2 separate regions of the Homo sapiens genome follow, and region 2 is linked to region 1. Evidence: chromatin contacts called from ENCODE Hi-C or POLR2A ChIA-PET data. All regions are on one chromosome and are shown on one strand. Each heading gives the region's core, a stretch centred on a gene start or an enhancer-like site at or near the end of the contact. The rest is flanking DNA. Distances are from core to core; before and after follow the strand shown. Region 1 holds the start of CASP4 (caspase 4). Region 2 has its middle 160 kb from the start of LINC02552.

Region 1 (5,293 bases), core at 725-3,224:
CCTGTCTTGCTAGGTTGGGGATGTTCTCCTGGATGATATCCTGAAGTGTGTTTTTTGACTTGGCTCCATTCTCCACATCTCTTTCAGGTACTTCAATCAGTCATAGGTTTGGTCTTTTTACATAGTCCCATAGTTCTGGAAGGTATTGTTCATTGCTTTTTATTTTTTTCTGTAATCTTTTCTACCTGCCTTATTTTAGCAAGATAGTCTTCAAGCTCTGATACTCTTTCTTCTGCCTGGTTGATTTGGCTATTGATACTTGTGTTTGAATCATGAAGCTCTCACGCTGTGTTTCTCAGCTCCATCATGTCATTTGTATTCCTCTCTAAACTGGTTATTCTAATTAACAGTTCCTGTAATCTTTTATCACGGTTCTTAGCTTCTTTGCCTTGGGTTAGAATATAATCCTTTAGCTCAGCAAAGTTTGTCATTACACACTTTCTGATACCTACTTCTGTCAGTTCATCCATCTCAGCTTCAGCCCTGTTTTGTGCCCTTGCTGGAGAAGTGTTGAAATCATTTGAGGAGAAAAGGCATTCCAGCTTTTGGAATTTTCAGCGGTTTTGCGTTGGTTTTTCGTCATCTTTGTGGATTTATCTACCTTTAATCTTTAAAGCTGTTGACCTTTGGATGGGATTTTTGTAGGGTCTTTTTTGTTGATGCTGTGTTATTGTTGTTTTATTTTTTTTTGTTTTTCTTCCAACATTCAGGCCCTTCCTCTGCAGGTCTGCTGCAGTGTGCTGAGGATCTACTCCAGACACTGTTCACCTATGTATCACCAATGGAGGCTGCAGAACAGCAAAGAGTGCTGCCTCCTCCTTCCTCCGGAAGCTTCTTCCCAGAGGATCACTGACCTGACGCCTGTTGGAACTCTCCTGTATGAGGTGTCTGGCAACCCCTGTTGAATGGTCTAACCCAGTCAGGAGGCCCAGGATCAGGAACTCACTTAAGGAAAGAGTCTGGCTATCCCTTAGCAGAGATGGTGCACTGGGCTGGGGGAATCCCCCTTGTCTGGATCGCTGATACTCTTCAGAGCCAGCAGGCAGGAAAGATTAAGTTGGCTGAACCTGAGACCGCAGCTGCCCCTCTCCGCAGGTGCTCTGTACCAGGGAAATGAGAGCTCTGTCTGTAAACTCTAGGTGGAGTTGCTGAAATTCCTGCAAGCATTTCTTGCCGGGAGAGGAGGGATGGATCCCGGTCCCACCTAAAGAAGCAGTCTGGCCATGATCTGCCACAGCGGCTGTGCTGCACTGTGAAGACTGCTGCCCAGTCCAATCTGCCCAGCCTCCCTAGCACTGGTAGGGAAAAACCGCTGACTAGAGCTGCAGTAATGGCAGTCGCCCCTCCCCTGGGGAACTCGGTCATCTCTGGCGTACTCCAGGCTGCTATGCTGGCTAGTGGGGATTCTAATCCAGCGGATCTAAGCTTGCAGGCTTCTGTGAGAATGGACCTGCTGCAAGGCCATTTTGCTCCCTGGCTTCAGCCCCCTTTCCATGGGAGTGGACGGGACTCCTGCCTCACTAGAGTTCCGGGAGCTGCTGGACTATGTAAAAACTCCTGCAGCTCAGTGCCTGCCCAAAAAGCTGGAAATATGAACTATTGGGTTAATTCTTATCAGGAAATGAAAAAGAGTTGTTAGATTAAACTTCTTCAGTCATTGTCGTTCTTTGTAATCAGAGAAAGAAAAACTGAGAGATCAGGAAGAGAAGAGACAGATGGATAGAAGAAGTTTGGGTGGCCACAGGAAACAAGAAAAGAAACAAGCTGAGGTGTCAACCCACAGGATAATATTTTGTCATTTTCATTTTTTTCCCCCAAGTCAGAAACTAAATTCCAGTAATTGGATGCCAATTTGCTGATGACAAGGCACTTCCTGATAATGAGTCTGGAATTCTGAGCAGCAGTTTCACAATCTGTAATTACACGTTTCCGCCCTTTGCAATAAGGAAATACATAGTTTACTTTCATTTTTGACTCTGAGGCTCTTTCCAACGCTGTAAAAAAGGACAGAGGCTGTTCCCTATGGCAGGTGAGTCCTTTTCTGACTAGGAGTTTGGGAGTAGGAACTTAGAAAACACTTGATTTATTGCTCTGAAATAAACACAAGAAAGGAAGTGAGCCGATAGCACACATGTTGAATTCCTTTTCTTACTGATTGTGTGTAGTTTGAATCATGGGACCTGGTGTTAGAGATATTGACGGAGGTCATATGTTTTCCAGATGTCTTTGAGCCAGAAAGAAGTTAATTCCTTTCTTTCAGCTTCTGGTAATCAAAGGGAGGGTAAAGAAAGCCAGAGGAAGTTATTTGTGTGAGACAATTCTAGAAGTTTCGAAATGCACTCTGAAATCTTTCTTTTGATTCCAAATTAATTGCCCAGATCACAAACCTTTTTCGCAGAATCAGATCTGAGAGCCTCTGAATTGTTATCTTCTTCGACATCTCTTATTGTGAATTACATTCTTGGTCTGTTTAAAGTGATTCAATTTTTTCCTCTTTCTCGTTGGTCCTGATACTGACTACTTTAATATAATATTTCATGGGTTAATATCACAGTTGTTTTGTTTTGCCGTTGTTATTGTTTTTAACTGGTATCCTTCCCTCCAGGACTTAACTCTCCAATCCATTCTGCACACAACTTTTAGGTCACCTGTCTTATACACAGAAGCTGAAAAAGCCTAAGGGATAGAGTTACTTAGGCAGCTAGTATTCCAGCAGGTCATAACGCTTCTTTGGCTTCATTCTCCTCACAGGAAAAGGAAGAAATTGGACTAGATCAGTGAATTCTAAACCTTATAACATATCGCAGCAATCTGTAGTCATATAAAAAAAGTCAGATGACTACCCCCTTCCTCACCGCGAATAGCTCAATCTTAAATACCCTGCAGGCATTTATTACCTTTGAAGATCGTCACATAATTCTTATGAAACTGACTTGACATAGGTTTGTTCTATTAGGAAAGTTGACCAGTTAGTTAACACTCTCTGCTTATCTGCTAGTGATCTATTAATGTAATTAACTTTGCTCAGGGACATACAGTGGCTCCCTATTGCCTTTTCTCTTTTTTACTATCTGAACTTTCAGACAATTTTTTCTACCTTTTGAAACATGTGTATCCAGTTTTTCCATTAATCTTTGTAAAGCATGATTTCAACTTCATAAAAAAATACTGTATTTACTTCACTCATATTACCTTGTTGTTGTTTCTTTACTCCTTTGATTCTCCCTATAGAACAATTCTCTCCGGGGTTTATGTCTAACTTCACAACATTTAACTTAAGCTCTGGAATCAAGGGATCATTAGATAAAGATAGGGTAAATTGAAAGCCACTAGTCAAAAACAAGTCGTGGTTTGATAATTATAAACAACCAAATGTAGACAGCTATTATTACCTTAAACTCTTGAGGAATTGTATCCTGTAATGTGTTTAAGCATTACATCACTTTGCCTGGAACCAAAACTGTGGTCCTGATAAGTTTTTTCCTCTAATTGATTCCTGCCATTTTTATTATCACTGCAGCTTTCATTCAGTGATTATTATAATAACAAAAAATAATCTATAGTAACCATTTCTTTAAAAAATACTTACCATATGATAGCTAATTCATGCACTCTCTCTGATTTAATATTTAACATCAATCAATACAGTTGTGCTATTATTTCCATATTGTAGTTGAAGGGGATACTTAGAGAATGCCTCCAAAATATGCTTTAGGTCAAAAGTCTGTTGAGAGGAGTGGTCTCAGGTTGGCATGACTCTCAAACTCTGCCATTAATCTAACTTTCTGCAAACATCTTCAAATACTTGCCCTGTCTCTGATCACTGCCACTTCAGTCCTGGCCTCACATTTCTATTCCTTCTAAAGCCCAGCTCTCCCAGTTTTCTGGTTACACGAGACACCCTCAAGCCTTTGTGCTTTTTTCCTTACTGCTCTCTGCCAAAAGACCAGCTCCTAGTTTTCCAGGGGACAAATTCCTACCAGTCCTTCAGGTCTCAGTGCCAAGCCCTCCCTTCTCTGGACAGCTGTACCTGAGACACACTTTGCTTATGCTTTTCTTGAGCTTCTGCTAATTATTTACATTCTTATAATATTTTTCATTTTACTTATTTGCATATGTATTTTTCCACTTGACTGCAAACTTCAAAGTGTACAGACATGCTGCCAAAGTGGTACCCCCAATAACAGCAGAGTAAGTTTCAAGAATTTATGCTCATTAAATATACCTGAATGGATAGGGGAATGAACATGCCTTCCTTCTGTTGAAATATCCAACATGCAACTATCATCTATTAAATGAAATCAAACTTACCTGGTTTGCTATTAAGAATTTGTAATCACCAGGTGGGTTCACCTTGCCCACTGCTTAGACAGAGCCAATTTATCAAGACAGGGGAATTGCAATGGCGTAAGAGTAATTCACGCAGATCCGGCTGTTCTGGAGAGGGTAGTGTTATTATTACTTAAATCAGTCTCCCCGAGCATTCAGAAATAAGAACGTTTAAAGATAATTTGGCAGCTAGGGGCTTGGGAAGTAGGAAGTGCTGATTACTCAGGTGGGAGATGGAATCATAGGGTGTCAAAGTGAGGTTTTCTTGCTGTGTTCTCTTCCTGGGTGTGATGGCAGAACTGGTTGGGTTAGATTACTGGTTTGGGTGGTGTCAGCTGATCCATTGAGTGCAGCGTCTGAAAAATATCTTAAGTGCTGATATTAGATTTTATAAAGTGATATTATCCCTGGGAGCACAATGGGGACATTCCAATTCTAGGAGCCAGAGGCTGCATGTCCCTTACATTGTAATTTTTAGTCTTGTAGCTAATTTGTTAGTCCTGCAAAGGGAGACTGGACCCCAGGCAAGAAGAGGGTCTTTTCGAGAAAAGGCTGTTACCGGTTTTGTTTCAGTCAAACCATGAACTGAATTCCTTCCCAAAGTCAGTTCGGCCTATGCCCAGGAATGAATAAGAACAGCTTAAGGGATAGAAGCAAGATAGAGTTGGTTAGGTCTTATTTCTTTCACTGTCGTAATTACCTCAGTTATAATATTGCAAAGGCAGTTTCAATCCCTCTGTTTGGGTTTTCTAATAGCTTAATCTTAAGGTGTAGGCTATGAAGATGGGAAAAGGCTGTCGATCACTCTGGCTTCTTCCTGCTGACAGGAGACATAGTGGAAATTAGAGTGAACCCCAAGGTGAGAAGAATGTAACCACTTTGCAACTGTCTGAGCATACTCATGCAGGACTGGCTGGGCTTCCAATGCTTGCAATGCAAAAACATTAGTACTCTCCTCTGTAGT
Region 2 (5,293 bases), core at 1,249-3,748, 520 kb after region 1:
TTTCACCTTCTGCTATGAGAGGAAACAGCCTGAGGCTTTCACCAGATGCCCAGCCTTCCAACCAGCAGAACTATGACCCAAATAAACCTCTTTTTATTAATTACCCAGCCTCAGGTATTCCTATACAGCAACACTAAATGGACTAAGATGGTACCCCTTAATCTGCATCACACTTCTTGGCCAATAGCTCATGACAAGGAAAAGAAAAATATGATCATAATAGAAGCTGGGGGGATATTAAAAATAAATCAAATGAATGGAATGATGGGTTTTATATGTTGACTAGAATATGGGAGGACAATGATGAGCCACGTTGAGAAGTGATACGATATCATTAAATCCACCAGAAGACAATCATTCTGGAGGCCATTTTCTGTCTCCTGTTTCACTACTAACAATGGTTCTGAGAAAGGAAGTGATCATAACCTGAACAAAGATAGAGTTCTCATGAGTCCTTTTTCTATTAGTTTTAATAGCACCATGTTGTCATAGCCACACTGACCCATCTCTACTAAAAACTGCATTCCCAATCAAAATGATTCTTCTGGTAGAAACAGCAAGTTCTGCCAGTGTGAACACAAAAGAATGAAGGTGATTCAGGAAATGAGAACTCGGCATTTATTAAAAAACGTTATCTATATAGTTCTAGATCATCAAGATATAATTGTTAGCTTTATCAATAATAAAAGGGAAATGGGTGTACTGAAAGTTTTTAAAGACTGAGTTACTTTGGGTTCAGTGTAAGTTTATCCTAATACCTGAGTATTAAGAGCTTTTTAATATAAATTCATAGAGTAATATTGAGTGAACAGTTCAAACTTTGATTTAATATTAAGTTTCCCAGAATACTAAATCTTGAAAACATAATCATTTCAAAAACAATAGATTATTATTAAAATCCCCAGGGTTAAAGATAAAACTTATACTGTGAAGACAAAAGTAAAAGTATTGAACTAAATATGAAGTTAAACAAGGGAACTAGCAATTGACATTTAGTAGAAAAGGATGAAACAGAGAGGGTTTTGTGTGTTTATGTTTAAAGATTATAACCATAAAGTGTATGGTATAAAGGTAAGTAAAGGAGCTAGACACTCCCGTGCTGTGATTTATGAGGCCCTAGAAAAACTATTCTGTTTTTTAAAATATGTTTTTTCTATCTCAACTATCTAGAATTTTATAAAACCAGAAAATTCCCCATCACTGGTATTTTTCTTTTTTCTTTTGTGATGTGTTAATCCTTTTTTCAATACAAAGTTCAACTTATAAGAAGCTCTGAGCTCTTTACATATACAAGAAATGAATTTAATCTCTCACTTTCCCTCCAACAACTAGTTGATAAGGAAAGTAATCCAGGAAGGAGGGAAATAAGGAATTTGGGTACAAATAGCATCAGGTGTGTTAGAATAATTTTAAGCAGGAGAAGGACTGCTAAAAATCACTAAATCCCTGGATTTGGAATGCTAGGCGTAGAAGACTGGGAAAAAAAAAAAAACAAGACCAGACAAAGGAGAGAAAACATTAACAGCCTCAATACCTGTGTCTCCATTTCACCCTCACTGTGGTCATAGTCAGCCTATCATACATGAACTTTTTCATTCTTTTGGAGGAATATAGCAAAGAAGGATATAGTGGAGCTACAGCAGCTTTTATGTCAATGGCCAAAGGTAATGTTGAATATGAATTTAATCTACAAAGGCAGTTACATAACTGGAGTAAAATGTGAGCCACATTCCTTTCTTCTATAGTTCACCAGCAAACACAAGTTTGGAAGCTGGTGGTTCTTCTGGACATACAAGTCTTCACACACCACTTTCTGGGACATGAGTAATGCTTCAATTTCATTGTTTCCATGGGGACAGAAAATCTCAATGTGGTACTAAGCACCAGAGGTAGAGAATCAGTGCCTTTAAGAAAAGGAAAGGTGAGATCCTGAGCCCCAAAGGACACAGGGTTATAAATAAGCTTTTATATTCTGGAACAAACCCATTTTTTCCCAAGACTATACCCCAGGATCAAGAGAGTTAAAATCCACTCATTATTTACCAATTTTACAAATGAGGAAACAAAGTATAGAAAACTGATGTGACTCAGCTGGGTGTGGTGGCTCATGCCTGTAATCTCTGCACTTTGGGAGGCCTAGGCAGGTGAATCACCTGAGGTCAGGAGCTCAAGACCACCCTGGCCAACATGGTGAAACCCCATCTCTACTAAAAATACAAAAATTACCTGGGCGTGGTGGCATATGCCTGTACTCCCAGCTACTCAGGAGGCTGAGGAAGGAGAATCGCTTGAATCCAGGAGGCAGAGGTTGCAGTGAGCTGAGATCACGCCACTGTACTCCAGCCTAAGCAACAGAGTGAGACTCTGCTAAAAAAAAAAAAAAAAAAAAAAAAAAAAGAATAAAACTGATGTGACTCACTTGGAGGTAAAATAACTAGAAGATAGCAGAGGCAGGATTTGACATCATCTCTCAGTCCAGTGCTCACTAGCCAGCTGAAATTTCCCAAGAGGATTTTGGAAAACAGCCAGAATAAATATTCCTCCAGAACATATCTGTAGAGGTGATTTCTATATAATATCATATGAAGGGAGATTATTCTTATTTTGATACATTTCAAGAATTTAACTCAGCCATTCACATTCTTGAACTATAAAATACTTACCCGTCTGCAGATAACAAGAGTAGTTTGTCAGTGTCTGTAACCAGGCATGGAAGCCAGGGAGACAACATCCAACAACAAAAAGATGGGGAGTAAAATCACAGGAAAGCTAAAAATATAGAATCCCAGAGTGAACAGAATGCAAAGTTCATTTTATCTTGAGAAAACACATTTTTATGGAAAGGGTTAAGGATGTTGAGTCCAGAGACAAATTTTTACGCCAAGATTCACAAACCAATGTAAAAGACACCTGCCTTAAACTCATTTTTTAATGAAGACTTTTCTTTTCATAACATGCTGATAGTAACAGACTAAATTTGTCTCCAGATATGCCCTTGAGAAAGATGGAAGGGAGGCTAACCTGCCAAGTGGGTCTGTCAATTCAACAGCACTTGTCTTCACTTCCAAGGGGCGGAACTAGAGGCAAACCTGTCAGTAGCCAGCAGCCACACTCCAGGAAAGCCAAGTACAAACACCAGAAGGCCAGGAACAGAATGAGAGCCCGATTCCCAGTGCCTTGCCAAGGATCATAGTCAGATAGACTGGGCAGAGGAAAGGTAGAATGGGACACATTTGGGAAGGGTACAAGGATATTATTACCTAAAGGAAATTACCTAGTAGCTTCCATAACTTTCTTCTTCCGTTGGTGGGTGAATTCTCTGTGGTTAAGAAAGCTGGAGTCACTGTAAAGTTCATATACATATATGTTTTCAAACTGTTTTTCTGTCCCAGGGGCTAAAGCTTAACAGTTAAGAACATAAACTTTATGATTAGACCAAATTTTAATTTTCCTCTGAATCTTACTCAAGAATTACTATTTGACTTACTGAGTTTCAGTTTCTCTATTGATAAAACAAAATAATAGCATTTAGCCATCTATTCTACTGTAAGACTTAACTGAGAAAATAATATAATACCCCAAGCATAATTCCTGACATATAATAAACACAGAATATTCTGCTCTTGGCCCTCTGGTGTTTGTACTTGGCCTTCCAAGGGGGCAGACCTCCTGGAAATCAACATAGTGCTGGTGAATTGACAGGCCTGCCTGCCAGGTTAGCCTGCCCTCCATCTCTCTAAAGGGCATACATGAAGACAAATTTAGTCTGTTATTATCAATACCATATTATAAAGAGAAAAGTCTTCATAAAAAGAGGCTAAGTCAGGTCTCTTTTACATTGGTTACATCTGAACACAGACTATACAAAGTAATTGTATTTTATCGTCTCACAATTTATCAAGATGGATATCAATATTAGCTGATAAATTGCAATTAAACACAACCAAGTTGTTCATGATTATTAGGCTATCAACATAGGATTTGAAAAGAACAGGACAAAAGGTTAATGAGTGATTGGTAAGCAGGTATAAAAGAGGGTCAGCACCGATATACAAGGTCAACATACCACAGCATCATTTCATTCCATTAAATTTTCTTTATGCTAAGCTTTATGTGAGAAATAATTTTCAGAAAGATGCAAATCTCTCTGTGGCACAATATTAATTAGTGATGTTAATAGCAATAGACATTTATGAAAATGGGGATAGAAATGTGTCATTTGCAAGCTTGTTCACAGATTCTCACAGAGCATTTTACTTTGAAGATCATTGTTAATTTCTGATTATTTGCCCCCAAGAGGCATCCAGTGCCAAAACACAAGATGTGAATGAAAAAATACTATTACCAATAACCAATATAAGAAAGAAATATGTCATATATCATTTTTAACCTTTTTTACCACAAAATTAATAATATATTTCTTAGTTTTGTCAAGAAAACCTTTGAACCAAATTTAATTCTAATATTCCTTAGATATTGTGGGATATAAAAGTATTAATGAGTATGTTACATATTTGAAAAAAATAACTATTAACTCTTGCATCAAATGTTTATTGGTCATCCTCTGCATGAGGCAATGTCCTAGACACTGAGCTAGAGATATGGATAAATATATTTTGAAACACATTTAAGCAATAGTACCTATAAATAGATCTTTAATGTATAAACATAGGGTACTTCTAAAATCTGTATGCAAAAGTAGGTAAAAAAGTAATTAAACTTTTACATTTAGACTAGTTAATATATTTTTGGAATGACTTTGGCCAAAAGTAAATGAATTATAGTTTTAGCTTGTTTATAAAGCCAATGAAATCATTTCCTATTTAAAAAATCTTTGGTAATACTAAAATATTAATCATCTCTTAAACCAATCAGTCACATCAGATAGAAAGCCTTCCCACAGATACACAAACATGTGCCCATTGGCTATGGAAAAGCACTCCAGCAATCTAACACATTTCTCTCAAATGCGTATATTTTTGTAATTAGGAAAATAATTAAATTCACGTAGTGAATTTCTCCCAGCTTGCTCAAACACTTCATGGCTCATTGATTTAGATACTTTGAGCATGTTAATGACAAGTGACACCCCTAGACATGTGAAATGTGATGTAACTCCTCCAGGACATCATTTACTGCACCTTTGTGGTCTAAAAGATAAAAAAGGTATGCTGAGATGAATCACTTTTATGAATCTGTAATGTATTATTAATTCATGTATTTTTCACAGTTATATTGAATAGAATATATAAATAAAATACAACCATATTCCAATCACGGCAAACTGTATACA

What was found. Hi-C counts contacts between places; a loop is a spot of excess contacts on that map. ChIA-PET counts read pairs that join two places held with the same protein, here RNA polymerase II (POLR2A).
Region 2: a map of PC-9 shows a loop between it and region 1 (21-fold over the local background). The contact joins the enhancer-like site here to the promoter of CASP4 in region 1. A Hi-C loop is called at or near these places in 1 of 168 maps with a recorded cell type or tissue (PC-9). POLR2A ChIA-PET finds 5 or more read pairs at or near these places in 2 of 52 experiments (HCT116 and PC-9).

The regions. Positions count from the first base shown.
Region 1 is chr11:104,965,255-104,970,547 of GRCh38, reverse strand. It overlaps CASP4 (caspase 4), which reads left to right and starts at 1,974. Exons shown (of 9, transcript NM_001225.4): 1 at 1,974-2,029. The coding sequence starts at 2,023. LOC124902813 (a long non-coding RNA gene) reads right to left here. Exons shown (of 2, transcript XR_007062986.1): 1 at 2,388-5,293; 2 at 1,968-2,263. RefSeq lists an enhancer at 975-2,174.
Region 2 is chr11:104,449,201-104,454,493 of GRCh38, reverse strand. No RefSeq gene overlaps it. Among named protein-coding and RNA genes, the nearest start is that of LINC02552, 160 kb to the left of the region's middle. RefSeq lists an enhancer at 1,663-2,862. Within about 2 kb of position 2,498, at least 6 of the 41 ENCODE cell types and tissues checked have a DNase peak (open chromatin) inside an H3K27ac peak, as active enhancers do; they include HCT116 and PC-9, where a contact is called at or near this core.